Linked DNA regions of Homo sapiens: all the other regions are linked to region 2. Evidence: chromatin loops called from intact Hi-C (ENCODE). Cell type or tissue: Calu3. All regions are shown on one strand. Each heading gives the region's core, and the rest is flanking DNA. Links, peaks and the distances in the headings are about the cores only. Region 1 overlaps MYO3A (myosin IIIA). Region 2 has its middle 110 kb from the start of LINC00836. Region 3 holds the start of MYO3A (myosin IIIA).

Region 1 (7,802 bases), core at 1,880-6,879, 410 kb before region 2:
TCATGTCTGACTTTGTCATCCACCTCCCATGAGAGTTAGCCCAATCAATGTCAAATTCTCCATCCCAGACCACAGTGATAGCTTCTTACTCACACTCATGTGCCCTGAAGTGGATCTTGTGTGCAGTAGATTCTTAATAAGTATCTGCTACATTGAAAGCTAATCCCTGGTATCCTCAGAAGAAAGGTGGTAGCAAATGGGTATGTAATTGAACATCACACTTCCTTATTAGATGTGATATCTACAAGCAGTAATTTCTAGAAGTAGTACAATTAGTCCATCTTTCTTCGATTTGCAGCCAGTTTATATTTCTCTCAGCCTCCAGACTGAAGTACAGAAGTCACAGGTATCATCCAGCCTCCTGCTCCTGAGGCAGGCCTGTGATGTCTGGAAGTTTGCTGGACTGTTTTATCGCCAGTAACAAAGAGAAACAAATCATTTGGATCCTCACAAGCAAAGACAGAGAGCATATATATAGGTCTCAGAATACACAAAAACTGAAAACACCAAATGTATCTAAACTTCAAATAAACATTCCTGTTTTTCAAATAAGGAAATGAGGTTGGCCTGAGGGATTCAGGGAATGTGTGGGTGAAGGTGAGGGGAAGAGGTGGCAGAGAAGTCATCTATGAGATCATCTGTGAGACCACTATTGGCAGGAGAGAATAGCGGTGGGTGAAGAGAACGTTAGATGTGGGTGTGTGGGGAAAGAAGGAAGCTAGGAAGCCACCTCTTCTTCTATTTCATTCCTTCACCCTTTCTATGGCCAGACTTGATGTTAAAAACAAGGGGACTAGGGTTGGGGCTGGAATGATCTTTATCTCTCTGGATGACCATGTACTCAGTTTGATAAATTCAAGTTTCACCACTTGGGCAAAATGTAGATATTTTTCCCTTTCCCTAACCACTACCAACCAAGGCAGGGTTCCCTCCTCCTTGCCCCCAGTGTACCCTTTGCCTATTTTTATAGCAGAGTTAACACATTTTACAAGAGGGATGTGTTTGTCTGTCCTGTTTTTTCTGTAATACTCTGAGAAATTTGAGGATAAGGATTTTGCTTCACGTATCTGTGTCCCCACTGCCCAGCATAAAGCCTGCTGAATAAGTGAATAAGTGGTTTGCTAACATGCACTTGGAAGTACAGACATGAGGGCTCACAAGAAGAAAGAGCAGCTGGTGATTATGACATAGGGGCCAATGGCATATTGGCTATTAAAGCCACTGGAATGAATGAGAGGGCCCAGGGATACATTTAGATATGGATGAGGATTTAAATGTGGGGATTGGAGGACATATTAGCAAAGGACACTCAGAATTAGAAGTAGAATTATAGAAAGCAATCTGGTAGAAGCCAAGGAAGAAAACATTTGAGAAATAACTCCAAAATAGGATAGAGAACACAAAAGTAGCCTCTGGGTGTTCACTGACATTTGATGTGTCAGTATCAGGAACCTGACTAGTACAAGAAAGGCTGTGAACATTATTCTATGACCTTACAGATCTGAAAAATCTATATGTTACAACGGTATAAGAATGAACATCATTATACCTTGTATTTTCAAAGTTTTTCTTGTAGTCGAATTCCTGATCAGAAGTTTGAATGGTTGTTACTGCTGTGTTTTTCATGTCAACAATTTCTTTTCTTTGTTTCCTGACAAGGTGTCCTCTTGCAGCTGAAACACAGAAAGCCCATAGTAGTGTTAATTATAAACAAATAAAAGAAATTTACTTTAAAGAGTAGAAATGGTGGCTTTGACCATTGATGTCAAAGAGGAAAATAAAATTAAAATGCCAAATAGAACAGGTTCACTTAAAAATGTGATTCATTAACAAGATTCTTCTACATGGCAAGCTATAGCAACAATAACTAAAGTAACTTTCATACTAAGAAGAATACTAAAATGAAATCAAAATGATAGAGATGAGCAAAGTTGATGACAAAGTGTGCTCATTTGCTTAAAATTCAGTAATAATCATTTTCATTTTTTTGCTATGTGTTTCATATATTTTGGCCAGATACATTTCAGATGATCAGATTGTATATTTGAGAATTCAGATTAATTTTTTTTAAGTTTTAGAAAGTTAATACAGAGCAAATATATATTCTGTAACATTCCCTGTGTCAGGGCAGCGCCCAATAATCAATGACTATTTCTTCAGAAAAACAGAATATTTTTACTAAGTTGGGGGAGTAAAGAACTGTAAATAACTTCACATCACATTGCTATGTTTTACTGCCAAAGGCTCTATGAAGAACCTTTTTATCAGAGCTTTATAAATTTTGAAATTGTGGATAAAGGATTAGAGCCCAAATTACTGAGTTTGCATTTTGATTTCTCAGTGAGAAGTTAAGGGCTTAAAATACAAAAAGAGATGAGGATGACTCATTGCTGATTGACAGAACGGGGATTGGAATGTTAATCTCTTGAATGTCAGTCAGCTCCTCTGCCCACGATATTAGTGTTCTTCAGAATGCAGGCTGCAAACCATTAGTGGATCATAAAATTGATGTAGTAGGCCAAATCTAGCATCTAAAAATGAAATGGAATAGACTAGAATTAAAAAGATCAGAACACAGTGCTTGTAGTGTGTGTGTGTATAGGTTAAAAAGCAAAATACATTTTTTTTCTCTAAGTATCCAGTCAAAAAAATTTGAAAGAGAGCATACTAGGCTGTGACAAGCTCTATCTAAATTTCATTTCTTATGGAAAAATAGAAAGCAAAATCCAAAGTCTATTAATACAGCTTAATAAAAGTATGTGAAGTAAAGTATGGTTATAAATATTATTTCTCTACAGTTAACAGAAATAAATGGATGCCCTTTAACAAAATAAGATTTAAGTTGTCAAAAATTATGGCAAGTGTAACCTTTGGAATAAAGTAGAAAAAATTCTTATTGTCCAATGAGCTATAATAATATGATTCTTGAGATCTATAATTAATTATTTGCTATATCTTCCACAATAGGTCAATTGTGTTCCATTAATTCTTGACAGAAAAGTTAAAAATTAAATTATTTAAGACAAAACGTTTATCCAAATATTAAAAGTGTCAATCACTAAAACAATTTGACTTAGATTTAATATAGCAAAAGTATCAAGGCAACACAGTCTGGAATTAAACACAAAAGCTACACAAGAATTGGAGGTTTGCCTGTAAGAAGTATTATAAGATTTGATTTTATGACCATATCTAAATATGTCAAAGAGATTACCTGACTGTATTATTATAGCGCTTTCTTTCCTTTTCTCCTGTATTTTTTGGTATCTTCTTGAACACAAGAATGCTCTGACACAAGCTTGAATCAAAATAAGCTTGTCAATAGCTTCCTTTCGCATTAGATTTAACTGCTCCACGTGATAATACTTAAGGAACACCTGAAAAATTAAAATATAATACAAAGAACCATGGCACACAGATGTGAAGCAGTTATGTGCTGTGCTTTGAAGAACAGAACACATTCTAAATTGCTTGAGATTTTGGAAATCACTGTCTTTTGCTTCTTTGCCCTAGATGTCACTATGACAGTACAGATTTTTATGCTTGAAGAAAACATTTCTTTGAGAAGAAATGCAGAAGGTGACAACCATGCTGTTTATTTACAACAGGTAACTAGGTTTTGTTGGATGAGACAATAAGAGTGGAGGATGTTGAGCTCTTTTAGCAAAGTTTCTAGCATCGTATATTCTGGGCTAAGCTAATTTTTATGCTTTTTATTTTTTAAAGGCAACTATATTTCCCAAATTAAAAAAATCTGAATAGATCTTATTATAAAGTAGAGGACAGAATTATAGTTCCGTTAGTTAATTCATCTAATGTTTATTAATGTTATTGAGACCTGTTACAGGTACGTATCTGCTGGGGATACAGAGATGAACAAGGCAGGTCACTGTCCTTTGGGGCTGGTATTGTTGTCAGTGAAGAGAATAAGGCCAAGAGAAGGCCCCAGGCAGATTTCATTAACAAGGTTCTCACTGGACCCAAAGGCTGCCATGGAGAAGGGAGGGCTGACTTTTGATTATTCTAAAATCAACATCAATTGGAGCAAGGGAGGAGCCAGAAGGCTTGGCGTGTTCTCATCTAACATTTCTCTCCCCTCCTCCAAGGAAATGAAAAGCTTGTTTTTTGTTTGTTTTCCTTTTAATGGCTAAATTTCCTAATAAAACTCATCTCAAAGAGTTTATTGAATCCTTCAAGAAAGTCACTTACATTCAAATTTTATGGCTGAGTCATGAGACCTGATAACCCTGACTGTAGAATTCTCTCAGTGTTCCATTACTTAAAAGCTTGGCACCATGGGTAAACACGTTTGTGTTACAGGTTTGATTTAATTCAGTTTTAATTTCTACAGGACTCTAGATGTTAATACATTTAGTCCATTCTGCTGTTGACAATTCATTTAAAATTCAATCTGTTTAAAAAGGTCATCATTTCTTTTTGCATGACATTAGAAATGTTCCTATATTAATACTTTCTATCCATGTTAATGAGTTGGAAAAGGTGAAGTGGAAGAATACAAATAGCTTTAAAATGCTACTTAAATATCATGCAGAACTATAACTGCAAAAGGCCTTTTTACAAGTTAAAACTCCATTTGAAGTTAGGCATGTGTTTCAGACCATAAATCATGAGATTTTAGCCTGATAAAATTGATCATTTTGAAATTTATAATCTAAGAGAAAATGGTGTGAATAAAATACTCATTTTTAATGCCCAAAATATCCCCTTACTAAAGTAAATATGGATTACTGAATACACAGGACACTCAGTTTAAGGTGGCTTTTTTTTTAAATCTCTTAAATTGTTACAGGGATAGTTTCTCATCCAAACATTATTAAAATTCTCTCCCACATCTCCTACACCCAAGACACAAATATTATAAATTTCTTTGCAAATATGGGAGTTTGTTTTGGTTTACTTCTGTGGTGTGGCTGATAGTAGGTATTCTTGAGTGGTCAATCTATGAGTATCTCTTGGCTTTAGCTTGGCTCTTTTCCTCATCCTCCCCGTGATACATTTCATATCCCCTTAAGATATATTCAGTGCACAATGGAACCCTGTTTATTTCCTGATCCCTGTCTCGTAATGCTATGAGAATACCTGAGAAGACCAATACATCCTTTCTCCAAACAGTGACCTCTCTTTCTTCCATGTTCAAGATTGGTTATGCTTTTTACTTTGTTCTCTAAGGGATTAAATAAGCTAAGATCTCACAGGTTCTGCAAGCTAATATATAAACACATCAATGTCCAATACATATAGCGAGTCTAGTAATAGTGGTGAATATTTTACTCCAGAAAAATTTCAAGTTTATGATAGAAGCAGGTCTGAGAATTAAGAAAAAAAGGAAAACACGAATCTTATTTGGATCATTATGATTCTCTACAGCTTTTTAACTATATTTAGTAGTGATAAACTAGAGAATATATATCTGTTTTCAATACCATCTGAAGTAAAGTACAATCATTATGGTTTATCCTTTTTTGATAAATCTTCAAGATAAATTTTTCTTGCATTTCTTTTTTTAAATTTCAATGTAAACTTTTCTTTAGAGTCAGGGTCTTAAGTTGCATAGGCTGGAGTGCAGTGGTGTGATCATAGCTATTGCAGCCTTGAACTCCTGGGCTCAAGCCATTCTCCCACCTCGGCCTTCCAAAGTGTTGGGATTAGAGGTGTCAGCTACCTTGCCCAGCCTTTTGTATTTCTTAAAAGAAATCTTTATGAAGAGCAAAAGCCTTTAATGTTGACGAAAAAGAAAATCTTTATGAGTTTATAACTTTACTTCCTCTATTGTAAGTTATAGATTCTATAACATAAAAAAACCATACTTTCAAACATTGTAAAATGTTACAATTCTCAGTGAACCCAGCATAATTATTTATTTTCCTGAAAATTACATGAAAACATTACTTTTGTTTTTCCAAGAGCCCAGTTATCGAGACCAGCTTTTTCCAAAATGGTGGCACAGGTGTCAGGGCTCATGCGGGGCTCCTCGCTCGACTTGTAGCAGAGAAGGTAGTACCTTGGAATGGAAAAAAGGGCTGGTTAGTATTGCATAAAGTGCCAACATCTCTGTAGCTTGGTGGTTCCCCAACAACTTAGTGCAGGGGCTGAGGAAGAGATGCCCAGACTTGATGCGGAGAAATCCTTTAGGCATCCTCAGAACAACTTCGGAGTAGACCAAATTCCAAACTGATGGAAACCCAGTCCAGTCTGTATAAATTTGAGCATTGTGTTTTCACCTTTGTGATCACCTTTCAAAACTTAATACTGCACTCCCCTGACAAGAACTCCATCAGTCAAAAAAATTAGCAGTTTTGTTTTTGTTTTTTCGCTACCTTTCTCTGGACACTAAAAAGTGCAGGACTGCAGTGGCAGGAAGCAGAAGGAATTATTTTTCACATTGAGTGTTAACAAAACTCTGGAAGCTGATCTTCAAATTGGGTGATGGAGCTTAATTCCAGTGAAACTTCCCATCACTGTATACATGCCTTCCATCATTGTTTTTCCTTGAGGGACACTATGTCTCCTGCTAGAGTTTTGCTCTATTGGTTAATCTATCCATAATCGAGGGAAGGAAAGAGGAAGGGCTAATGCAGGAAAGAACTGAAAGCAGGTCCTCAGGTTAAATCACAAGGCTTAGTGGGGAAGGGGATGAATTAAGGAAAGAAAATCTGCTTTACACTGGTCAATAATCTTGTGCAAAAAGACAGATTTCCAGAATTTTTAATACTCTACTATTTTTAATTTATTGGTGCAAGATTAGCCTGAAAGTCCAGTGCAACAAAGCAGCAAATTTTGGTAGGTTTTGAATTTCAAAAGAGAGGCCCTGATATGTAGACGGCTGAGGTGGCACGGTGACATGCAGAGCAGAGTTTTACCCTTGACTCATTAACTGTATATACTTGGACATGTCACAATTAAGTATCAATTTCCTCATCTAAAAATGAGTCCGGAGATAAAACCTCTAAAATGAACATATTTCAACTTTGCTAAGTTTCACCTCATTAAATCTGCAATGAAGTAGCTTCTGTTAGGCTCCGTGGAGAAGAATACTGGCCTAGAATGGTATAGAATGAAGTGACCATAACTTTTGCTGTTAGTGCAAATAACCCCAGGGAGTGCCTATTAGCCACTAGGCCTGCTCACTTCAGGACTAACTCGCTCATGTACACATGGTGACCCAGTAGCGGCGACTCTGCATTCACAGCCTGTCCATCAACTCTTGGCTTTCCTTCCTTCCAGAACCAGCCAGGGTCTCACAGTTCATCGCAGGAGCCACCCTTAGGCAGCCCCCGCACCTTTCCTACTCTCATTCCTTTGTTGTGCACTCCCTGCAAACATGCGTGCCTGGACCCGCCAATCATCTGCGTCTCTATCCTCGTGCCGGGCTTCAGAGCACAGCCAGAGAAAATCTTCACAGTCGGCTCCCTGTGGATGTGTGGATTCCTGACTCAGCCAGGCTCCCAAGAAAGCTCTGGATCCTGACCAGTGTCCAGGGCCACTTTCCTCTCTTCTTCCTCACAAAAGCGACTTAATTGCGTCCTGCTTTCTCCAAGTCTCCCAGCAGCCCCTGCCCTCCGTACCTCTCTCAGCAGACAAGCTTCTCTACTATATCACTGGAAGCCACCAGACACACAATTCATAGGCTTCTTCCCCAAATAAAAATTCATTTGTTCACTATCAATTTTCCCTCCTCCTTCAGAGGAGATTTTCATCCTCCGCCTGTGTTCTAGAGGCCATCTCCTCCTCCTTTTCTGTATATTTTCAATCTCATTTCTCTCTTCTGGCTCCCTCCATTT
Region 2 (7,802 bases), core at 1,009-6,008:
GTAGCCCGGTCTGATTAGCTAAAGCTGCAGATTCAAACCCTTGAGGCATCTGTTGGTTTTTAGAGTCCAGCCTCCATCTGTAATTTCAGCCAGCACTTTCTCGATTGTTTTCACACAAAGGGTATCAGCGATACCTGTATGTCAAAACAATAATAATTATCAGGTGAGTGTAGTTAGTTGCCTCCTTTCTCTTATATCTTCATTAATTTCATAAGTTAAATCTTTTCCCATAAAAAAAATGCAGCTTGCTATCAGCATTCATTTAATTTTACGTAAACGCCCTCTTTGAGGCTGAAGCAAATCTGACTCATTTTCAATGTGAAAATGAAATATAAAAACTGTTCTTGGAGTTATTTCTAAACAGAACTAACATCAGAATCATCTGAATCATTAGAATCATCTATTTTGGAAAAATCGGATTCATCAAATGAATCTTCAGCCAACTGTTAGAGAATGATGTTAACATCATGTGTAGGAATGCTACATTTTCTAGGATTTGACATTTTCAGTGGTTGAGAATTACTGTGTTTTGTAAATGGAAATACTACTACTAAAAACAGAATGCTATAAATAGAATGATGTCTTTTGCTTCTCAAGTCGATATACCAGAGTGATGCAAAAATAATAATAAAAGTGAGATATTTTGTGGCAAAGTTATCTTGGGGTAAACACTGCAGCTGAAAGCCCGCCGGCAAGTATTCCCAGAGCAAACAGGAAAAGGGTTAATTTAGTTTAATAACTGATTCTCCCCCTATATTCCTACCAAGTTCAAAATCTGTCTTACAATCAGGCCTATTGCTGATTGCACTTACCAACCCTACAAGCCGAACCTAGCAGTCTCTCATATAGCTAAGCAATGACAAGAGCGTCAGGCAGCAGAAGTGAGGACAGATCACTGCTGAGTCTTCATGTTGAGAGCAGTGGGGCAGTTGTTAGCTGGAGCTGGCTTGCACTGATTAGTGAGAGCAGATTGTGTATATTTCTTCTCTGTGCTGAGTTCAGTATGCACTGATACATTGGTAGGATGAAATTTACCATGGTGAAAGTATTTACACCATGGAAATTGGCAAATGCTATTTATCAGGCCTTTTTTTCCTCTCCTAGATCTATTATTAAATATTTTCCAGCATACTACTAGATATGCAGAAGCACAAACTACCCAACAGGCTTTTTGTGATTTGGCCTTAAATGTTAAATCCCCAGAATATAAATAGAGAGATCTTGTTGGTTGGAAGTAGGTGGAAAAGTATGAAAGGTAATGCAAGGTCGAATTCAGATGCACTCATATGTGAATGCCCATTATTAGCCTGTCCTCAATCAATTCCCAAGGCCAAGCCTTGGGAAATTGAGCATTAGTGAAAGGAAAATGTCTGCTTTGGTCAACTGAGAATAATCTCAAAGACTAAACAATTTAAAAGTTAGCTGCCTTATGAAAGCTTTCATAATGGTGAGATTTATATCTGGACAGATGACAGCAGGAGAGATATTAAAGTCAATAAATAAATGTTTATTAAAGATTTCTACTAGAGACTTCGAAAATACAAGGACATACAAGCTATAATGCCTTATCTCAACAATCTCACATGCAGGGGTATATTAGTCTGTTCTCATGCTGCTAATAAAGACATACCTGAGACTGGGTAATTTATAAAGGAATGAGTTTTAATTGACTCAGAGTTCCACATGGCTGGGGAGGCCTCACAATCATGGCGGAAAGCAAAGGAGGAGCAAAGGCACATCTTTACATGGTGGCAGGCAAAAGAACGTGTGTAGAGGAACTCTCCTTTATAAAAACATCAGATCTTGTGAGACTTATTCACTATCACGAGACTCTCCCCCATTATTCAATTACCTCCCACCAGGTCCCTCCCTCAACATGGGCATTATGGGATCTACAATTCAAGATGAGATTTGGGTAGACACAGCCAAACCATATAAAAGGGTAATAATATTATGTGGTGGAAACACATCGGTTGGGAGTCAACAAGTTCCTTTATTGGCTTTGCACTAACTGGCTGGTTGGTCATGTCCTTTACTGTCTGTGGACTTCACTTTCCTCTTCCATAAAGTAGAGATTTATGTTCTTTGAGATTACACTCTGAGATGTTATTTTGTTTAGCTATGAAAAGAATAAGAGATTCCAGGCCCAAAAGAAATCAGTGTGATTGCAATTATTTGCAGATGTGTGTATGTCTGTATGTTCATTTCTCCTAGACTGAACTTTTTAAAAACATAGATAATGTGTTATTCATCCTTATATTCCCAGTACTGGACACATATTGGATGTTCAGTGAATGTTGAATGAACAAATAAAGAATAAATACCTCTGTAACTAATCAGGGAATAGGTATAACACAAATTAGGTTGTGGACCTGTGAAGAAACTGGTGTATCCTATTGTACTTTTCCATTTGGTTTTCATAGGAACCCTGTTGGTACAAAAATATATGCAATTTCTTCAGATTCTGGTGAGAGGTAGAGACAGGGCCAAGTTGCTAAAAAAAAAAAAAAAAAAGTGTCTTCTATGAGTTTTTTTTGTACCATTACAAAAATTTTTTTTGGAAACAACCAAGTGTACTTTGTTTTATCAGATAATTGGCACACTAGTTTTATTATAACTGGTAAGAATCTTGCAGTACCTAGAGGCAAAGATTCTGAACATTGATAGATTATCTAAGCATATATTTGTAGTGATGTAATTGTGGCTATAGGAGACTGGATAACATCTGTGCAGGGCATAGGACGTTTTAAAAAGTTGCTTAACCAAATGAACCTCTGCTATCAACTTGCTGTGCTACTACATTTACCTTTCTTCTCTTTAGTGTTGTAGGGCAAAAAATCTGGCTAATGGAAAATTTTAATTCACTGTTTTGTTTAACTGACTTAATGGACTGCAATTACTGATGTAGTATTTAAACAACCAGAGCAGTAGCTGTGCTTTTTCACATCATAAATGCATGCTAAATTTATCTTCCTTTATAATGTAGCTTGTAGGTTTGCTCCATTTTGCTGTGTGAGTAAATGGTTAAACATCTTACAGTTTGTATTGCCCCCCAGGGTTAGAGAGAAAACAAGTCATTTATCCTCAAGAGCTCCCCTGAGATCTGCAGAAGGGTGTGCTGCTTTTAAATAGATTTCTGTAGCAAAGTGCACAGTCATTTTAAAGCTACTGATGTATTTGGAGACATTCATTTCCTATCTGTCAGCCCCTACCTTTGGATTTCATATTTCCTTCTAGTTCACAACAGGGGAAGTGCAGACTGACTCAATGCTGCCCCCAAGTGTTATCTCAAAACATAGGCTCAGGACAAAAGCAAGACAAAGAGCCACTAATCACAAGAAAAGAAATTCATTATCAAAATCTACAGTTTATTTTGAATTGTGCTTCTGGTTGCTATTTAAAGAGAACACATTATGAAATGAAATCAACTCAACAAATATTTTTGGAAAACCTGTGCTATGTGTAAGAGGATACAAAGGAACAAAACACGATCCAAGCTTTAAAGGCTTTCAAACAAGTCAGAGAGACAAGAGTGGCTGAAAGGCTAAATAAAAAACAACTAATAGATGTCACAAGAATGAATTAGACGAACTGTTAAAATAATGGTAATCTAACTTGTATAGCTGACATTTAAAAAATATAACCTAATACACATTTTTAAGGCATGTGCTAAATCCTTTGTATTCGTTATCTCATTCAATCTGCACAATAACCCTATGAAGAAAGAAACAGTGTAATGTCTCCTTTTTTCTTGAATGAAACAGAGGCTTTCAGTCTGGTGCAAAAGTAATTGCAGTTCTTGCCATTAAAAGTAATGGCACCAACCTAATAGCTAAGAGCTAGGTCACCTACCTATGACATGACAGAGCTGGGACTCACCTCAAGTCTTCCTGGCCAGAAAGCCTGTGCTCTTACCTGAAATGCTTTGTAACCACAAGATGCTAGAGAAGACAACCATCATGAGAGTAGAAGTGATCCCATGGGGTTTTCCAAGGATGTGTGGTTTGAGGATGTTCACACTTAAAAAAAGAAAGTTTTTAAGTTTTGTTTTGTTTTGTTTTTGAGAAAGAGTCTTGCTGTGTCACCCAGGCTGGAGTGCAGTGGCTCGATATTGGCTCACTGCAACTTCTGCCTCCCAGGCTCAAGCAATTCTCCTACCTCAGCCTCCCGAGTAACTGGGATTACAGGTGCCTGTCACCACGCCCGGCTAATTTTGTATTTTTAGTAGAGACGGGACGGGGTTTTACCATGTGGGCCAGGCTGGTCTCGAACTACCGACCTGAAGTGATCAGCCCGCCTCGGACTCCGAAAGTACTGGGATTATAGGTGTGAGCCACCGCACCCGGCTGGAAAGCTTTCAAAGTGAAGCAATCAGCATTGCTTGTGTATCCGGAATTGGTGGGTTCTTGGTCTCAGACTTCAAGAATGAAGCCGCGGACCCCGGCGGTGGGTGTTACAGCTCTTAAGGTGGCGCGTCTGGAGTTTCTTCCTTCTGGTGGGTTCGTCGTCTCGCTGGCTCAGGAGTGAAGCTGCAGATCTTCTCAGTGAGTGTTACAGCTCTTAAGGCGGTGCGTCTGGAGTTGTTCGTTCCTCCTGGTGGGTTCGTGGTCTCGCTGTCTTCAGGAGTGAAGCTGCAGACCTTTGCGGTGAGTGTTACAGCTCATAAAGGCAGTGTGGACCCAAAGAGTGAGCAGTAGCAAGATTTATTGCAAAGAGCGAAAAAACAAAGCTTCCACAGTGTGGAAGGAGACCCGAGCGGGTTGCCACTGCGGGCTCAGGCAGCCTGCTTTTATTCTCTTATCTGGCCCCACCCACATCCTGCGGATTGGTAGAGCAGGGTGGGGTGGGGGGGGGGGGGGGTGGTCTGTTTTGACAGGGCGCTGATTGGTGCGTTTACAATCCCTGAGCTAGACATAAAGGTTCTCCACTTCCCCACCAGACTCAGAAGCCCAGCTGGCTTCACCCAGTGGATCCCGTACCGGGGCTGCAGGTGGAGCTGCCTGCCAGTCCTGTGCCGTGCGCCCACACTCCTCAGCCCTTGGGTGGTCGATGGGACTGGGCGCCCTGGAGCAGGGGGTGGCGCTCGTCGGGGAGGCTCTGTCCGCACAGGAGCCCACGGAGTTGGGGGAGGCTCAGGCATGGTGGGCTGCAGGTCCTGAGCCCTGCCCGGCGGGAAGGCAGCTAAGGCCCGGCAAGAAATCCAGCGTAGCACCAGTGGGCCGGCACTGCTGGGGGACCCAGTACACCCTCCGCAGCCACTGGCCTGGGTGCTAAGCCCCTCATTGCCCGGGGTCGGCAGGGCCGGCCGGCTGCTCCGAGTGCGCGGACCGCCAAGCCCACGCCCACCTGGAACTCCAGCTGGCCCGCAAGCGCTGCGCGGCCCTGGTTCCCGCTCGCGCCTCTCCCTCCACACCTCCCCGCAAGCTGAAGGAGCTGGCTCTGGTGTTGGCCAGCCCAGAAAGGGGCTCCCACAGTGCAGTGGTGGGCCAAAGGGCTCCTCAAGTGCCGCCAAAGTGGGAGCCCAGGCAGAGGAGGTGCCGAGAGCGAGGGAGGGTTGTGAGGACTGCCAGCACGCTGTCACCTCTCACTTGGTTTGGTAAGAGCAGCAAGATTTTTTCTTTTCTTTTCTTTTTTTTTTTTGAGGCAGAGTGTCACTCTGTCACTCAGGCTGGAGTGCAGTGGTACCATCTCGGCTCACTGCAACCTCTGCCTTGTGCCTCAGCCTCCCTAGTAGCTGGGACTACAGGTGTCCACCATCATGCCCAGCTAGTTTTTTTTTTTGTATTTTTGGTGGAGAGGGGATTTCTCCATGTTGCCCAGAATGGTCTCAAACTCCTGAGCTCAGGCAATCCACCCACCTCGGCCTCCCAAAGTGCTGGGATTACAGGCATGAGTCATGGCGCCTGGCTGCAAGAGATTTTTTTAGTCAGTCAGATTTATAAGCCTGAGTTTGAATCCCAACTCAGGCACTTGGTTGATCAGTGACTTGGGCAAACATCTTACACCCAGTTTCCTGTCCTGTCAAATGAAGATAGAATAACACATACCTCTGCTGTGTATCAGACATATATGAGAAGTATCTTGTCCATGGTGGGGTGACTCATGTCACAGCTCCCTTCTTCTTCATGGAAGGGAGGAGTAGAAAGGTTGGGAGTCTTGGACCCAATGTTCACAGCCTTGAGGGACAGACGAAAGTGTGATTTCAGAACACAGAAACTTTCTAAGGAGAGAGTTTTTAAGACTCATACAGGCTACTGGCGATGGCACAATTTTATAGCTTATGCAATTTATACTTTTTTTTTTTTTTTTTGAGACGGAGTTTTGCTGTTGTTGTCCAAGCTGGAGTGCAATGGTGCAATCTCAGTTCACTGCAACCTCTGCCTCCCGGGTTCAAGCGGTGGCTCATGCCTGTGATCCCAGCACTTTGGGAGGCCAAGGCGGGTGGATCACCTGAAGTCAGGAGTTCGAGACCAGCCTGACTAACATAGTGAAACCCAGTCTTTACTAAAAATACAAAATTAGGCCAGGTGCGGTGGCTCACGCGTGTAATCCCAGCACTTTGGGAGGCCGAGGCGGGTGGATCACGAGGTCAGGAGTTCAAGACCAGCCTGGCCAATATGGTGAAACCCCATCTCTACTAAAAAAAATACAAAAATTAGTTGGGCGTGGTGGCATTCGCCTGTAGTCCCAGCTACTAGGGAGGCTGAGGCAGGAGAATCGCTTGAACCTGGGAGGCAGAGGTTGCAGTGAGCTGAGATCGCGCCACTGCACTCCAGTCTGGGCGACAGAGTGAGACTTCATCTCAAAAAAAAAAAAAAAAAAAAAATTAACTAGGTGTGGTGGCGCACGCTTGTAATCCCAGCTACTTGGGAGGCTGAGGCAGGAGAATTACAATTTAAACTTTCAAATACCAGCCTAGAATATATAAGTTTCCTTCCATAAATGTCTCTGATCTAATCCTTATGCTCCAGGGAATGTAGCTCAGAGAAGCGTAAATAAAAGAGATTTTAAAAAATTACCGAGGTCTTTCTAGATCAGATTTGTAGCTTATAGTTATGATCTCTAAGCCCCTCCTCACCATGTAAAAAATTAGGTCATCTTGGGGGAACTCAAATGATCACTTTGTTCTGCTTGGTTCAAATATTTTCTAAGATGCTGTTGACTTCATGGGGTGCCGTGAGCCACTGAGCCCTCTTCCACATCATAGCAGATTCCTTCTGGCTTGGAAAGCCTATTGTCAATGCAAGTCGATTTTAGCACTTTTAAAATCATTGTTGCTATGTGTGCAATGGTACCCTGCTGACCTGAAATGGTTAATTTGCCTTTCTAAGTACTTAACTCAGGACTGAGCTGTGACTCAGGCTGTGCCTGCATGGGGAGATGGAAATGAACTTGAGCAATGTGGTCATCTGCTCTTGACTTCATGGGGCTCTTTCTGCCTGAGTGAAACTTTCCCTGTGCTGAAAATTGCAGCAACCAATAGGATTGCATCATTGCATCATTGCATCATTCCAGTGCGATTTTCTTCAATTTACATGATTTGTAATTTCCTCTTTTAGTATAATTTTTTTGAAAGATAACCCAATTAAGAGGTCTTCATATTCTAGATGAAACAGTGGGTGTTTAGGTCCCTTTACTAGAGGCAGTCAATTCACAGGATTTATGCCTTTTCGTTAGTGAATAGTTGATTTCACTTTTTGGCATATGTGAAATTGCTAAAAGAAAAGAAGGAGGTGGAAAAAGAGGAAGAAGAGTAGGAGAAAAAGAAATTTTTCCAATGTCATGCTCTTATCTCCCCAAAA
Region 3 (7,802 bases), core at 1,211-6,210, 180 kb before region 2:
ACCCTTTTCTGCCCCAGGACCTGTTGTCTTTGCCTAGATGCTTTCCCCAAGCCTCTATCAGACTGGTTTGAACGTCTCTCATACACAGTCACATATCAGCAGGACCATACACAGTTACTACACCCGTAAATGCAATATGCCTGATTTTAATTTATTCTATAGATTATTCTCCTGGAATGACTATGAAAATAATAAAACAAAGCCCTCCTGGTTCAAAGAAACCTACAAAAAATTAAATTTGCCCTGTAAAACACTAGTCTGAATCGCCAAACAAGTTTCGGGTGTCTCCTTTCTTACAGAACATTAAAACAGAGGAATGGGTCTAGCTTAACTGGTCACAGAAATCTGGTCTAGCTTAATTACAGACCACATGAACTGGACACACATTCTTTCCAGCTTTCCAATAACAGTATAGTTTAAAACAGACCTTGTCCAGTTACATGTATGCTCTGTTTTGAATGAGCCATAACCAATGTTTTATTCCCTTCAATTTGCTTAAAAATGTTTTGCAAAGAGGAAATACAAAATCTACTTAAATACTTTTGTATTTGTATTCCGTTCTCCACCATTCATTTTCTCCCTTTATGAGGATAAAAGTACTTCTTAAAATAAATGCTAGAACCAAAAGAAAGACTATAATTTCCTTTAAAAAAAATCTCCATCTTTAAAAGGTGGTGTTAGTGAGCCTCCAAAAAACTTTAAGTCACCAGATCATTACTTTAAGTTTTAGTATAAACCTAAAAGTCAATGTCCACAGCTGTAAAATGGGATAATAATGCATGTCTGAACAAATTCTCAGAGTTGATATAAGCATCACCTGAGTTTTATGAGGAACTGTTTCGTAAATTGCAATACAGGATTATTCTCCTTTTCAAAGGATGACAGTTAAGCTATTGTGTGAGCCATATAATTAACCGTTCAAGTTAGTAAGGGATATTTCCAGAGTCTGAAATCACAAACTCAAATGTCTGCAGGAGTGAGGGAGGTAAAATATATGAGTGAAGCAGGACTTGATGAAATAAAGGCAGAGGATGGCAGCAATGTGGCAAAGTGGAGAATGTATACCCCACCCAAAGTGGGCAACTCATCCTGGCTTCTGCCATGAGCAGTTGCAAGAGCTGTCTTGCCTGGTCCTCCATTTTTTTCAGGAGAAGCCAGGACTCCAGGAACTTACACAAAATTTACTAATTTGAAAATACCGGTAAGTAAATCAATTATTTTAAAGTACTGAGCTGACCCAAAGAAACATTTCTAAAGGCCAATTTCAGGCTTGAAACTATCGCATACGACTTCTATATGAGGTTCTGCATTTTTTATCAAGACATGATCTATAACTATAAACATATCGACATTGTCTAATCACCCTCAGATATCAGGAAAAATGGATATTAACAGTGGCTATTTTTTTTAACTGCTTACCATATTCCAGGTACCTACTGTGCTTAAAGTTTTACATGCAGTATGTCACTTAATTATCAGGAGAAGCCCTTTAGAAAAGCATTACTGTAACCCATATTTTCATAAAAGAAAACTGAAGATTAGAAAGTTTTTAAGGTCATAATGTTTAAGTTCATGGTAGAAATTACGTGTCCAATGATAGATGATTTTAGTTCAAAAGAGTAATGCTTCCCAACTTGAGGTTCCTAACTCCCAATGTGTCGCCAAAGTAGTAAGGGATCGTCTGTGTATCAATTTGAAAGCTTATCAGAAATCTTCTATTTACCCTCTAATGAATAACTGAATTTGTTTCCTATTACTAGGGGGAGGGAGTTTGTTTGTTAGGTACAATCATTCAAATTATCAATTCCCGGACAAAACTAATGAAAGGATCCTTGTTTATAAAAAGAAAAAGAAAACGCAGCTGGAAATAACACTGCAAAAATTATTTACATAATAAACATTTTACAAACTTTATATGATTTATATAAAAGAACTATACATTCTAAAGGGTATTTCAGCCTCCAAATATTTATTTATCAAAACCACTTGTAGCAAATAATGGACCTTCAAATATTTTGGATTTGACAGAGAAAGTTATTTTTCAAAGAATATATGCAAAAAAAAAATTAGGCTATAAAGATGCAGTCGAAAAAGGACAAGATGATGCTATCAAATTATGTGACATGACCAAATTTTAATATATGTATATATACACATATATATTAAGTTGATATTAAAGATTACAAAATTGAATCTTTTAGTTTGCATTTTCGTCCCCAAATAATAATTTTAAAGGACTAAGACAAATGAATGTAATTTTTCACATGCTAGACATCTCATCAATATATTCATAAAGCCCATGTTATCTTTGAAAGCTTATGCATCTGTAAATTTTCCCATTTTAAAATAATTATCTTTTATAATGTAATAAAAATCAATATGGCACGAATAACATGCACCCAATTTATCTGTCAAAACTTGGCACTTAGGTTCTGGCAAACCCAGAACACTTGTCAATTTTATCACCTACCGTTAGCAAAGCTTGAAAATAACGCATAACAATGCTCAGACGCCAAAACTTTGAATACTGTGTCCAGGCTGCACTGGGGCCCTGGGCCTGTAACCCAAAACAAAAAGATCATGGCTTTATGGGAGTAAACATTCAGGATCTGGGGAAAATAATCAGAAGTTGAACTTAGAAACTTCTAGGTAGAAGGGCAAGACAAATAGTTTATTCCTCAGTAACTAAGTTTTCGCACTTTTACACAATGAACAAGGAACTTAAAGCCCCTCATTTCATATGCTGGCATTAAACAACTCTCAAGCTACCAGATCCGTCTGAATTATAAAAATGCTTAAGAAGGTTTAAGTGCACCTGTACAATTAGTTAATTCACCAAGAAAACTAGAAACAACCAGAAATGAAGATTCTTTTGAGTTTTCAAAAACGCTTAGTGTGTAGGGTTCAGTGGCATTACAACAGTCATTTCAAGGCTTATGGCCAATTTCCATTCTAACAATAATAAAATTTTTTTTCTGGAAGGGGGATAGTAGCAAGGTGCGAGTTAGCAACTACTTGGAGAACAGAACAGAGCTGTTGGTGAGCAGACTTGAAAGGACATCCTTTCCTGGTAGGTTTCTCTATTTCTCAATAATGATCATACTTTTCTTGTCTGCTCTTTCTCCTTAAAATTAAAACTCCTTTACGGATGCATTTGGGGTTGCAGGGAGCCCAGCTCCACCGACCTGCTTGTTCTGAGAAATCACCCGGAACGCAGTTCCCTCAGGGACGGGCCGACCCAGCGCCACCTGTGGGCGGCGCCGCAAAGCCCGCGCGCGCCACAGGTCTCCGAGGCGACACCCGCCAGACTCGGCGCCTCCTCCCTCCAGTCTCCCTGCAGGGCCCCCTCAGTTCTCGCCCCTCGTTACTCTTCGAGGTCCTCCCCTTACGTTTCCTTCCCAAGTTCACCCCTAAAGATCTTCCTTCACCCCTTACGCCACCCTTCCCGTTCCCTCCTCCTGTTTCCACTTCACGTTCACCCCTCCCGTTCCCTCCTCAAGTTCATTCCTCACGTTCCCTCCTCGAGATCCCCCCTCACTATCCCCTCGCGTTCCCTCCTCGGGTTCACCCACAAGATCTTCCCTCAAGTCCACCCCTCAGGTTCACCCTTCCCGTTCCCTCCTCCTGGCTCCCCCTCGAGTTCACCCCCGCCCCCGTTTCCCCCTCAAGTTCATCCCTCTCCTCCCCTCGAGCTCTCCCATCCAGCTCGTTCAAGCCTCACATTCCCCCTCTTGGTTTCCCGCTCTACTTCTCCCCTCGAGTCCCCTCTCTCACCCCAGGCCCCGACAAACACACAGGTCCTCCGGATCTGACCTGGGCGGGCGGGCGGTCGCGGCAGCCTCGCGCTCAGAGAGCCCCGGGCCCGCCCTGCAAGCCCCGGGGTCCAAGGAAGCGGGGCCGTTTCCAGCGCCGCGCGGGCGCCGCTACCCACCGCCGCCCCAAGCCAGTCCCCTGCGCTGTCCCGACACGTACCTGGGCGGGAAGCCGGGCGCCTCCTTATTTCTTTACGGGGGCGCTGGCTACGGGCGCTCCCTCGAGGGGCGGGCAGGGGCAGCCGAGCAGGGGAAGAACTGGGCCGCCTGTAGAGGGCGGGCCGAAGGTCGGCGGGAGGATCTGACCTGGGTCAACCGAGCCGAAGGGGCCCCTTATCCCGGCTCGCGGGGAATATTCTTCCTCTCGCCGCTCTCTCCACTGCCCGCAGGTGGAGGCCGCGCCATCCGCGCCATCCACATCCTCGCAGGGCCCTTGGCTGGCTGCCGAGGGGCTTCCCGGGACTCCGGCCGCGCTTCCTTGGCCCGGAGCCCGGCGAGAAGGGAGTGGGGCCCCTGGATCCTGGAGCCCTCATGGACTGGCCCAGTGCCTGGAGCAAATTCTGCTCCCGGCCCCGCGTAGTATCTTCCTCCCAGGAAATTCCCCACACTACGAGGGTCTCGGACCCGGAAAATGTAATGGGTTTCAGGTCCAAGAGGGATAGTGAGTGGCTAATGAGATCGCTCCCAGGGTCCAGTTCCCTTTTGCAGACTGCTAAGGAGTTTGGGGCTGGGGCTGAAGTTAAAGGCAAGAACTTCTACCCTCGGGAGGCAGCCCGTTAGTCACCAACCCTCTACTTGGTCCTTTGCAATCCTTTCCAGACCTTCTGTGGTCTCCTGTCACACAGGGCTCACCTGGGGGGACCCTGATGGCCAGATTCTCTTGAACAGTCTCTAGGGACATATTGGGTATTGCTATACCTTCATCCATTGAACAGGTGAGAACTACAACCAAAACATCCTTTGATTCTGTTAATTATCTCAATGGGTCTGTCGTTCATGTTATCTAAATGAGAATTATAGAAGAGACCAAAGAGAGGTCATCTAATCCTAATCAATGCATATCTTAAGGAAAAAATGTGATGTTAAAAATCTGTTTCAAAAGGTCATTCAGTATATTCAAGACCCTTCCTCTTAAAGTAGCTTTAAAATTTAGAAATTGGGCCGGGCGCGGTGGCTCACGCCTGTAATCCCAGCACTTTGGGAGGCCGAGGCGGCCGGATCACAAGGTCAGGAGATCGAGACCATCCTGGCTAACACAGTGAAACCCCGTCTCTACTAAAAAATACAAAAAAATTAGCCGGGCATGGTGGCAGGCCCCTGTAGTCCCAGCTACTTGGGAGGCTGAGGCAGGTGAATGGCGTGAACCCAGAAGGCAGAGTTTGCAGTGACGGAGCCGAGATCACGTCACTGCACTCCAGCCTGGGCGATAGAGCGAGACTCCGTCTCGAAAAAAAAAAAAAAAAAAATTAGAAATTGAATAGTGGACTTGTAATAGGGATTATATTGAATCAAAAGCCTAACATATATGAACAGCTTCAAATCAAGAAGTTATCTCATCAAAAACAGATCACAGCAAATATATTATTCAACATAATTATGGCCATTTGGACATACCTGGGAGATTTTAAGAATTAGAGCAACTGAGTGCTCACATGCAAAATAAAGTCACAATCTCAATAGAGACAAACAACACCCAATTAAAATACAATAGAAAAATAGATCCCATTCACAATAGAAGCATGAAAGAACATGAAATAACTAAGAATGATAAAAAATGAGAAATATAGGAGAAAAGTGGGAAAAAATTTAAAAATGCAGGATTGTTGACAGACTATTTATAATTGGAAAGACACTGGAATCCTAAGTTAGAAGACAAGATGTTAAACACATAATTACTACCTCCCAAATTAAGAGACAAATATATTCTAGAATTCATATGAAAACTACAGAAGCTAGAAGAGCTAAGTCCAGTGGTTCTCAGAGTGTGGTCTAGGGGAAATTTGTTGGGGGTCAGGGGGCGGTCTCTGAAACCATTTCGGGAGGTTCACAGGACCAAAATTACTTTAATAATAAGACTTTTTTCCACTCCTTTTTCTCTCCCATTTTTTAAATGAATTTATGATGAAGTTTTCCAGTGGCTCCATAATATGTGATATCACAACAGATTGAATGCAGAAACAGGTAACGTCTTCTGTTATGCCAGACATTAAAGAAATGTGCAAGAATATAAAATAATGCCATTCTTACCATTAAACTTTTTTGGTTTTGGAAAATACAGGTATTTTTCACTTAAAAATATGCTATTCATGTTAACATGTAATGAGCTTAGTAGTGAAATATATTTTTAAAATTTCTCAGTTTTAATTGCTATAACATAAAAGTTCTTTGGAGTCCTCAAAACTTTTTAAGAGTGTAAATAAAGGAAGGTTCTAAGACAAAAAAAATTGAGAACTTTTTTTTTTTTTTTTCTTTGAGACGGAGTCAGTCTCACTCTGTTGCCAGTCTGGAGTGCAGTAACACGATCTCGGCTCACTGCAACCTCCGCCTCCCAGGTTCAAGTGATTCTCCTGTCTCAGCCTCCCGAGTAGCTGAGACTACAGGCACCGCCACCATGCCCAGCTAATTTTTGTATTTTTAGTAGAGACAGGGTTTCACCATGTTGGGCAGGATGGTCTCGATCTCCTGACCTTGTGATCCACCCACCTCAGCCTCCCAAAGTGCTGGGATTACTGGTGTGAGCCACTGCCTCCAGCCCTGAGAACCTTTTGATAAGGCAATGAAAAAAGAAACATGTAATTAAGCTATAATAATGAAAAGAATGGCATTAACACGGAATAGAATAGTGTGTCCAATCCAACCAGCCTAAGACCATCAAGGACAAAACCTGCAGTCCCACAAAGTCAGGTTCATTGACTCAATGTTACAGTAGAGATACTGCAAACTAGAGGAACCATGAAGTGGAGTTTTGATAGGCTCAAAGCAAAGCAGAGCTGGGAGTCAACATGAGGTTTGGGCTGTGACCAAGGGTTCTGTTTCCTTGGATAAATGTGGAATGCTGTCTTGGGAAACTCCTTATCTGAAGCTCTGTACTTGAGTTGTAAATCGGGGCCATGTCTCTGTTGTCAAAGTGAGTTAGATCCTACAAGCAATTATGGGAGGTTTCATTTTTACTGACATAATTTCAAAAATCAAATTTTCTGATAGTCTATGAGCATAGGAAGCAAGATTTTCCAATGAGTTAGAAAGAAGTAGTCACTCAAAAAAGGGGACTGTTGTTGACATTTCACAGCACAGCCTGCCCTTGGAAGAAGCATGGTGTCCTGTTCATCTTACACCTGGCAATATCAACTTTTTTTTTTTTTTTAAGTTTTTGTTTTTCCTTATGTTGCTCAGGCTGGTCTCAAACTCCTGGGTGCAAGAGATCCTCTCATCTCAACCTTCTGAGTATCTGGGACTACGGGTGCGTGCCACAGTCCAGCCTCATTCCAGTTTTAACCGACTCATCTACTTCTTGGCAAAAAGACTCAGAGAAAGCAGAACTGGGCCGAGCAAGGTGGCTCATGCCTGTAATCCCAGCTACTCAGGAGGCTGGGGAGGTGGAGCAATCTCAGTGAGCGAAGATCGCGCTTCTGCACTGGATGACAAAGCGAGACTCCATCTCAAAAAAAAAAAAAAAAAAGAGAGAGAGAGAGAAAAAAAAATGAGTGCACTTGCCAGGAGCAAACTTCCACCTTGTAGACTAATGGCGTCTCATCAGTTAGCCCAGCACAAGTGACCCAGTGATCTGGGAGATCAATTAAGGGAAGAAAGATTGCTCATTCCTGCTTTCTGAGCTTCATAAACCCTACCTTGTGATATTTGTACATGAACTGCAGCCCAATCAAATTAGTTCTCAAATTTAGCCTTATCTCTCTATTCTGCTGATATTGCCTTATTTAGGCCTTCGCCATCCTAGAGTATTCCAGATGTTTCCTAATTTTTCTACTGCCT

The links. Hi-C counts contacts between places; a loop is a spot of excess contacts. Peaks named below come from ENCODE experiments on the same cell type or tissue, not always from the same donor. Only the 100,000 strongest peaks of a DNase experiment are listed, where the experiment ranks them.
Region 1: it touches region 2 in a loop (4-fold over the local background); 1 of 110 quality-filtered maps calls a loop at or near these places.
Region 3: it touches region 2 in a loop (1.9-fold over the local background); 1 of 110 quality-filtered maps calls a loop at or near these places.

Annotation. Positions count from the first base shown.
Region 1 is chr10:26,164,287-26,172,088 of GRCh38, reverse strand. MYO3A (myosin IIIA) reads right to left here. Exons shown (of 35, transcript NM_017433.5): 27 at 5,911-6,022; 28 at 3,215-3,377; 29 at 1,550-1,673. Among named protein-coding and RNA genes, the nearest start is that of GAD2, 49 kb to the left of the region's middle. In Calu3, for the core only: no CTCF peak of the experiment used is centred there; no DNase peak of the experiment used is centred there.
Region 2 is chr10:25,753,603-25,761,404 of GRCh38, reverse strand. No RefSeq gene overlaps it. Among named protein-coding and RNA genes, the nearest start is that of LINC00836, 110 kb to the right of the region's middle. In Calu3, for the core only: no CTCF peak of the experiment used is centred there; a DNase peak (open chromatin) is centred at 3,274.
Region 3 is chr10:25,930,499-25,938,300 of GRCh38, reverse strand. It overlaps MYO3A (myosin IIIA), which reads right to left and starts at 4,072. Exons shown (of 35, transcript NM_017433.5): 1 at 3,973-4,072; 2 at 2,471-2,557. It overlaps LOC101929073 (a long non-coding RNA gene), which reads left to right and starts at 4,591. Exons shown (of 4, transcript NR_120650.1): 1 at 4,591-4,747; 2 at 5,940-5,993. In Calu3, for the core only: a CTCF peak has its summit at 3,262 (motif pointing left); a DNase peak (open chromatin) is centred at 3,250.